Linked DNA regions of Mus musculus: region 1 is linked to region 2. A link is a loop called in an ENCODE intact Hi-C map of the cell type or tissue named here. Cell type or tissue: left cerebral cortex. All regions are shown on one strand. Region 1 holds the start of Rpl34-ps1 (ribosomal protein L34, pseudogene 1). Region 2 overlaps Tex37 (testis expressed 37).

Region 1 (4,000 bases), 210 kb after region 2:
GTAGGGTCGTCGGCTTTTCCCAGGGGCTGTGCACACCAGTACTCTCTCATTTCCTCAGATTTGGAAGCTGGTGACTAGATACCTCCAGGGAAGTCCCCACACTACCATGACTGTTCCCTCAAGAATCCATACCCAGGCTCCTTCTCCAGAACCAAGTCTGTTCTGACTGACTGAGGGTCTTATCAGGAGAAATGGCTGTGCACACTGGATCTCATTTGCCCCACCCTGATGATCTGTGTACTAAGGCTAAGGCAGAGGTCCTGTCTGAGACTCAACTTGCTCACCTATAAGAAGTAAGGACTGAGAGAGAGATTTCTCAAAAGGGAATCCAGGAATCTAGGACTTGCTGACCAACCAGCTCCAGGTCAATGAGATACTGTGTCAAAAAAAATAAATAAATAAAAAATGACAGCACCTGAGGAACAACACAGGAGGTTGTTCTCTGGCCTAAACACACACACACACACACCACACACCACACCACACACACACACACTTCTCCAGCAGCAATGCATTTCATGTGTGTGAGTTTGTACACTATTTTTTTCAAATAATTTTCTAGATCCATCTGAATGACTTAAAAATCAAGTCACTGCATAATTTCAGTGTCTGCATTTATATCTGAATCCACAATCACCAGCCAGAAACTCTGTCACACAGGAGGCTGAGGCACTGGGCTAAGCTGGCTCTGAGAGAAGGGAAATGACCTCCCAGCTGCTGTGACTAGGGTGTTCCTGCAGCACAAATGGAAGAAAAGCTTATCAATAGACACCCACAATGATCATGTGCCGGGAGGACACTGCTGGAGTCCACCACAGTCTTGGTACCAGCACATGCGTGTTACACAGTGACAAGGTTATTTTGACTTTCTTGATTCTGTGTTTACGTCTGCTTTTCCTAGTTGAAGCAGTACGGAAGCGTGTCAGTAAGAAGTTTTACACCAGCTCTCTGGTGGTGGAGACAGGTGATTGATGGTTGTGGCTTGCTCCCTGCTAGCCTAGCTCCAGGTTCAATGAGAGATGCTGCCTCAAGGGAATATGATGGAGAGTCACAGAATGGGACACCTGACTCCTCCTCTGGCCTTTGCACAGACATGGGCTTGCTTACTGGGTCTCCCCATCTCCAGCTACTATTGCTCTCTCAGAAATCACAGACAGACAGACAGACAGACAGACAGACGGACGCACGCGAGGGCACACACACACACACACACACACACACACACACACGAGGCATATGTGAACTTTTAAAAGGAGAGAGAGAGGCACCAATAATAAGATGCAATACATTTTTTTAAATTTTTAAGTTATTTTTTATGGAATCCAGGACTTGCTGACTAACCAGCTTTGCTGCTTAGAAAGCTCCAGAACTCTTCCGGGGACGGTGCTCAGAGGCACTCAGGATGGTCCAGCGTTTGACATACCGCCGTAGGCTTTCCTACAACACAGCCTCTAACAAAACTAGGCTGTCTCGAACCCCTGGCAACAGGATTGTTTACCTCTACACCAAGAAGGTTGGGAAAGCACCTAAATCCGCATGTGGCGTGTGCCCAGGCAGACTTCGAGGGGTTCGTGCTGTGCGGCCCAAAGTCCTTATGAGACTGTCTAAGACACAGAAGCACGTCAGCAGGGCCTATGGCGGCTCCATGTGTGCCAAGTGTGTCCGTGACAGGATCAAGCGGGCTTTCCTTATTGAGGAGCAGAAAATCGTTGTGAAAGTGTTGAAGGCACAAGCACAGAGTCAGAAAGCAAAATAGATATGCACATTTTTTAAGTAATAAAAATCAAGACTTGATCTAAAAAAAAAAAAAAAAAAAAAAAAAAAAAAAAAAAAAAAAAAAAAAAGAAAGCTCCAGAACAATGAAAGAGCCTGTCTAAAAAAAATAAAATAAAACAGGGCAGAGCCTGCTGAACAGCACCTGAGGTTGTCCTCTGGGACAAGCCTAGATATGACTCAGTAGTAGAGCACCTGCCTAGCATGTGCAAGGTACTAAGTTCAACCCTCAAACCTTCAGGGTCCCCAGACTTCAGAAAATAAAGTCAGACAGGTGGTTTGCCCATGAGCAATGACAGGAGTGTGGTTGGATTGGCCAGCCCCACCTACTTTAAAGCAAGGACTTTGGATGTGTTCTGCTGCCCTCTGCTGGCTGGGAGAATTATTGCCAGGCTTTCCAGTGGATTTGGAAGGCTTCTTTTCCCCAAGGGAGCCAGAGAGTGCTCACCTTTGCTTGCAGGGTTGCTTACACGCTGCTGGGGTCTGAACCAGAGATACTTAAGCTGAATCGGTTTTACAAGCAACATGATCCCTGATGAGGAGTGAGCCTTGGATCAGAGACAATAGGAAGATAAGAGATGAGGGAGAAGTGACCCTCAACAGGTGGCCTAGCAGCCAAGCTCTGCTTTAAATCTTGACACTGCACCTGTTACAAGGCCCCCACACATGCATGTGTTTCAATGCCTGGCCTTTAGAGGGTGGGACTATTAGGAGGTGGGCCGTCTAGGAAAGCACAGCCAGGTTCTCACACAAAGCAAAGACAGGTGAGGGGGACCAGGGATAAAGAAAAGGGGGGCAAAGAGGAGTGGAGACTAGGAGGAGGCTGGAAACCCAAGGGAACCCCACTGGCTCTCCAGAGTAGCTTCAATGAACACTTCACACAGAACTCAAAGCCATCATCTCCCAGAATCCCAGTTGGCTCCTTTGTAAAATGGACTTGTCACACTGCCATCCGGATCCCATGAATTAATTTCTGTAAAGCAGCAACGGACATATTGTAGGTGATATTAGGAAAACGTTATGACCTCTTACAATTTGTTTACTTGTATGTATTATTATTGCATGTATACGATGTGAGTAGATTCTCTCCTACCACCTTTATGTGGGTTCTAGGGACAAAACTCAGGTGACCAGACATGTGCACAAGGGCTTTGCCTGCTGAACCACCTCAATAGTGCCCACAGGGCTCTTGCTCTACAAAAGTATCTGAAAATTGCCAAACAATTGTTCAGTGCCCAGGATGGTCTGTGCTGAGAGCCAGACTGATCCAAGGCTTTCTCAGAGGCCCCGATGAAAAGACAAAAGGAACCTAGTTCTCTGTCCTTGCTCAGGAGCTGACTTGGCAAGGACAGCCTGGGGCTGAGACCTGGGCCTCAAACGAGTTAGCTTCCGTTCCTAGGAACTTGCCTTCCCCCCTGAAAAGACTGGGGGTTATCATTCCTGAGACAGTGTGTGCTCAGTCTGTACTGCTCTTGAGGCACCTTGGGCTCCCCTTCTCCAACACTGCTTGATAAGCCTCATGTGACTTTGTCCCACTGTATTATAGTTTCTGCTGACTCTGTCCCTTATCTCCTCTGGAAATAGTGTATAGGATGCTGTACTTTCTAATAAGCTTGCTAGGCATAAGGCATAGCTTGTGCAAGACCTCCTGCTCACAAGCTTGATTACCTTCTTTATCTTCTAATATCCCGGTCCTCTCTCAGGACCCTGTCACTGAAGAAGGAGGTCAGCAGTGTGTTGTTGTTGTTCTTTTGTTTTGTTTTACAAAAGTTAAAGGGCTGGGGAGAGAGCTCAGAGGGTAAAGTACTTGCTTTGCAAGCCCAAGAACCTAAATTTGGATCCCCTGATCCCAAGTAAAGGCCAGATGAGGCAGTGTGCAATCCCAGCACTCCTGCAGCAAGACGAGAGGAAAAGACAGGGATCCCAGGAAGTCTTCAGGCCGGCTAGACTGCCCTAGGCAGCAGTGAACAACAGACCCTGTCTCCAACAGCACATGCACAAATGCAAAACGATAGTAAGACATAGTCATAGGTCTCAAGCAGTACGGTGGCCCCTGAGCATTTAATCTGTCACACTCATTTGGTAAGTGGCCCCTAGTGGTTCCATGTGTCTGATACTGTGGATGGTAGTATTCCAGGAACTGTGATGTGCTATATTGCCTGTAAGGGGTCACTATTGTTCCTTTAGCATGGCCCTACCATCCCCCACCCCAATAGGTCCAGTATTC
Region 2 (4,000 bases):
GACAATACGGACTCATCTCTTCAAGGATCTTCTAAAGAATTACTCAATAGCTGGATAAAAGGGGACATTCACACTGTGGGTAGTGTGTCTAAGGAGTCAAGAAGCAGACATGGAATTTTTAAATGGTACTTTAGGAAGATAAACGGCAAATACAAGTTTCCGGGAGGTGGAAGGTTGTGATAGCAACAAATCAAAACAGTTTCCTGCAGATGAATTGTTGTCATGGCTATAGAGTGTCTATACAAGCCATTCCTAAACTTCGCCTTGGGGTGAACTGCTTTTCAAAAATATAATAGTTTTCAGACCACCTCGTGTTCTACCACCTGCCAATCGTGGGAACTGAACAAAAGGACAAAACTAGGACCGGGTGTTTTCACACCTTGAATCCAAGCATTTGGGAGGTAGAGGCAGGAGGTCGGAATCTTATTATTTATTTACTTACTTACTTACTAACAGAAAGGAGTCTTACTATGTATGTCTGGTTGGCTGACCTGGAACTCAGTATGAAGACCACGCTGGCCTCAACCTCACCTGCTTCTGCTGGGATTGGTTCTACATGCCACTGAAAGAAGGTTCAGAAATGTAAAGCCAGTTTCGGTTCCATAAAAATTTCTGAGGCCAGCTAGAGCCTGTCTGTCTCAAAAAACACAGCACACACACACACACACACACACACACACACACACACACACACACACGAAGAAAGGAAATATTTACAATATCTTAAGGGATCTCAGATTTGTACTCTTTTATAGAATTTGACATGACCTTTAATTTTACTAGGTCCTTGGTAAAAACAATTATTTTCCGTTGCTGTTTTTCATGCCAGGGAACAAGATCACATAGCTAACAGAATTGCAGTAGCTTTTAATAATAACCCACCTGCCTCTCAGGCCACCCATATTTGCATAACAAGTCCCTGTCTTGCTTCTCAAAATCCCTGAAGGCTCCCCCCCCATCCTGTCCCCCGTCCCCCCCCCCCCCCCCCCGTCCCGTCCCGTCCCGTCCCGTCCCGTCCCCCAGGAGTGACTGGTGACAGGACAGTGTCTTCTGGAATCACAGCTTCTGGATTCTTGTTTACAACTGTCTTTCAGCTCTCTAATCTATATCTACTGCAGATAACATAGTGTGAAGACTTAAATAAGAGATGCGACTTGTGTTGCAGGATCTCATACAAACCTGGGGTTCAAGAGAATGAAGTCGGGGTTTACTTCCCTCAGCTCGAATGTGAGTACATTCCCCCTGGATTCACGTGGAGATCTGATGGCTAGACTGTAGATTAAAGAGCCATCCCACCTCACCGCACCCCCAAGAAAACCTCTGCACATCTGCAGAACTCTGAGAGTCCTTCCCTCTGGTTGGATAGAAAGGTAGAAAGAGAACGGCTCCCTTTGATGAGTCTCAGGTTTCCACGTGGGTGAAAACGGAAGAGGCAGGAAAGAGAAAGAACACAGACTTGCAAAGACCAGGCGACTTTGGTGGGACGATTGTGGGACACTTCTTTAATCCCAATGCTCAGGAAGTAGTTTCCAACCAATCTTGATCAATTCTAGACCAGTCTGGTCTATATAGTGAGTTCCCAGCCAGCAAGAGCTGTTAGTGAAACCCTGTCTCAACAAACAAGTTAAACCCAGCCTATTAAAACCTGCTACAAAGAACGCCAGGTGAGATGGTATGCACCATCAGTATGCACTGCCAGGCAGGCACTAGCATCCAGGATTAGATGCCACCAACCTATTATGCATACGGTTGTGATTGAAGTAGCCAAGAACTGTCCTTGAAGAAACGAGGGGAGACATGGAGGAGGACAGAAACAGGGATAGAAACTTCCCTTCAGTTCCTATTAGATAGAGGAGGGTTTGGGTTGGGATAGTGTTGTGGGAAAGGGGCTGGGATTATCTCCTTCCTTCCAGGACTTTGACCTTAGACTGCGGAGCACCCCCGGAGGCGGGGCATAGCAAATTTGTGAGTCAGTCACAACCAACCCACCCATCCCCATCTGAGTCTGCCTGGAGTCGGGGCACAGCGTGGCCCCTGAGTTTGCAAAGACCTTAAAAAAAAAAAAAAAGGAATGCTATATCGATTTTACTAGTTATGTCAGGAATCTGGCTCCAGCCCAGCGAGGAGTGGCGCCAGGAATTGTTGGTGTAAAGAGCCGCGGGGAAGGGAACTAAAAAACCCAGACTGGGTACCTGGGGATGACAGACTTAGAGGAAAAGGCTAGGACAATGCCCGTTACTGCACCTACGGGATGAGGAAACTCATCCAGGCAACCATGTACAAGCAACCCAATCATTGGAGAAACAGATGCGGGAGGCTGGGCTTGAATACTGTGAGGAGAGTCTGGCAGAGGGACCTGGTGGCAGGTGGGTGCGTGGAGCAGTCAGCCGGTTCCACTAATTACCTCCCTGACGCATACTGCTGAGCTGCCGGTGGGCGGGGCTCCTGGGAGGCTTGCTTTCTTATGTGCGTCCACATAGAAAATCCCATCCTAGGGTACTAGGATGGAATGGATGGAACAGACGGACAGATGGATGGACGGACCAGACAGAAAGAGACAAATAGATGATGCATAGGTAACGTTTGTGAAATCCACTTCTAGTCTCCTTGACAACCTCAGGGGATACTGTGGTTCCTGTTATAGAGCAGCACTCAGAGGTTTATCATGGCTAAGAATGTGCCCGCAACCGGTATACTTCAGACAACAAGAAGGAGCGTTGGAGAGATGGCTCAGAGATTAAGGGCACAGGCTGCTCTTCAGAGGACCCGAGTTCAATTCAAACCACATGGTAGCTCATAACCATCTGTCTCTAATGAGATCCTGTGCCCTCTATATGAGTGAGAGCTTCTGCCCAAACATAAATGCAGGCACAACACTGTATGCATACTAAATAAATACATCTTTAAAAAGAAGGAGGAGAGCCGGGCATGGTGGCGCACACGGGAGGCAGAGGCAGGCGTATTTCTGAGTTCGAGGCCAGCCTGGTCTACAAAGTGAGTTCCAGGACAGCCAGGGCTATACAGAGAAACCCTGTCTTGAAAAACAAAAAACACAAAACAAAAAAAAGAGGACTGAGATTGTCCTCTGACTTCCACATGTGAACATGTGTCACCACTCACACACATACACATCTACATACATTCTATACACACCCCAAAAGGTAGAAAAAATAAAAATGACACCAATTCAGTTCAGCACATGCACCAATTTTTCCTCCTTCCTTCCCTCCGAGATGAGGCCGGGACTATGAAACAATACCCCTTCGCATAAGGAACATCTTTCCCAGTTTATTTTTTGGTGCTTTCTCTGTGAGCATTGGCATGGAATTCCTTCATACGTTGAAACAGCGGGTATTCTCACACGTCTACTGGTAAAATGGCATCAAGGGGCCCCACCTATTCAAGATGGGGACCTTGACTCTCTGGTGATGGTCACAGAGACAGCCAGGGAGTAGAAGGTAGCCTTTGCCCACTTCTGGAGCAGGCTGCCGCTCCGGTTCCATGAGGCATGGGAAGTCGGCCCTCTGGTGAAGCCAGTAGGGGTCTTGCTGGGCCAGGTACAGCGCCAGGGATGCTGGGTAAGCATAATGGCAGGTGGTGGTAAACCTGCCGTCATCCTTCCTAGTAGTTACCCGTTCTTGTGGCGGGAAGAAGCCAGGGACTCCCAAGTCTAGGGCAGTCATGTAGGGTCTTCTGAAAGCAGGATAGCCTTCCTCCAGCTTGGGGTTGGGGTTGGGCTTGGGCTGGTAAAACTCTTTGCTCTGGAGCTGAGCGTCAAGCTTGGCCTGCTGGAGAAACAAAGAGAAGACTGAAAAGGTCGCTGAGGCAGGGCCCCTCAACGCATTCAGGACAAAATCCACACTACTGTTAAGAATGTTAAGTTCAGGGCTGGAGAGATGACTTGAAGATCGAGAGCACTGGCTGCTCCTACAGGGGACCCAGCACCCAAAACATTTTTATTTTGTTTGTGCGTGTGCTGGGAGAGGATGGTCCTGTGCAC

Evidence for each region. Hi-C counts contacts between places; a loop is a spot of excess contacts. Peaks named below come from ENCODE experiments on the same cell type or tissue, not always from the same donor. Only the 100,000 strongest peaks of a DNase experiment are listed, where the experiment ranks them.
Region 1: it touches region 2 in a loop (2.9-fold over the local background); 3 of 42 quality-filtered maps call a loop at or near these places.

What each region holds. Positions count from the first base shown.
Region 1 is chr6:71,123,208-71,127,207 of GRCm38, forward strand. It overlaps Rpl34-ps1 (ribosomal protein L34, pseudogene 1), which reads left to right and starts at 1,382. Exons shown (of 1, transcript NM_001199350.1): 1 at 1,382-1,794. The coding sequence starts at 1,403. The coding sequence ends at 1,756. In left cerebral cortex, a CTCF peak has its summit at 2,148 (motif pointing left); a DNase peak (open chromatin) is centred at 2,141.
Region 2 is chr6:70,909,899-70,913,898 of GRCm38, forward strand. Tex37 (testis expressed 37) reads right to left here. Exons shown (of 4, transcript NM_028825.3): 4 at 3,191-3,788. The coding sequence ends at 3,366. Among named protein-coding and RNA genes, the nearest start is that of Tex37, 7.0 kb to the right of the region's middle. In left cerebral cortex, no CTCF peak of the experiment used is centred here; a DNase peak (open chromatin) is centred at 2,360; H3K4me3 peaks cover 421 bases.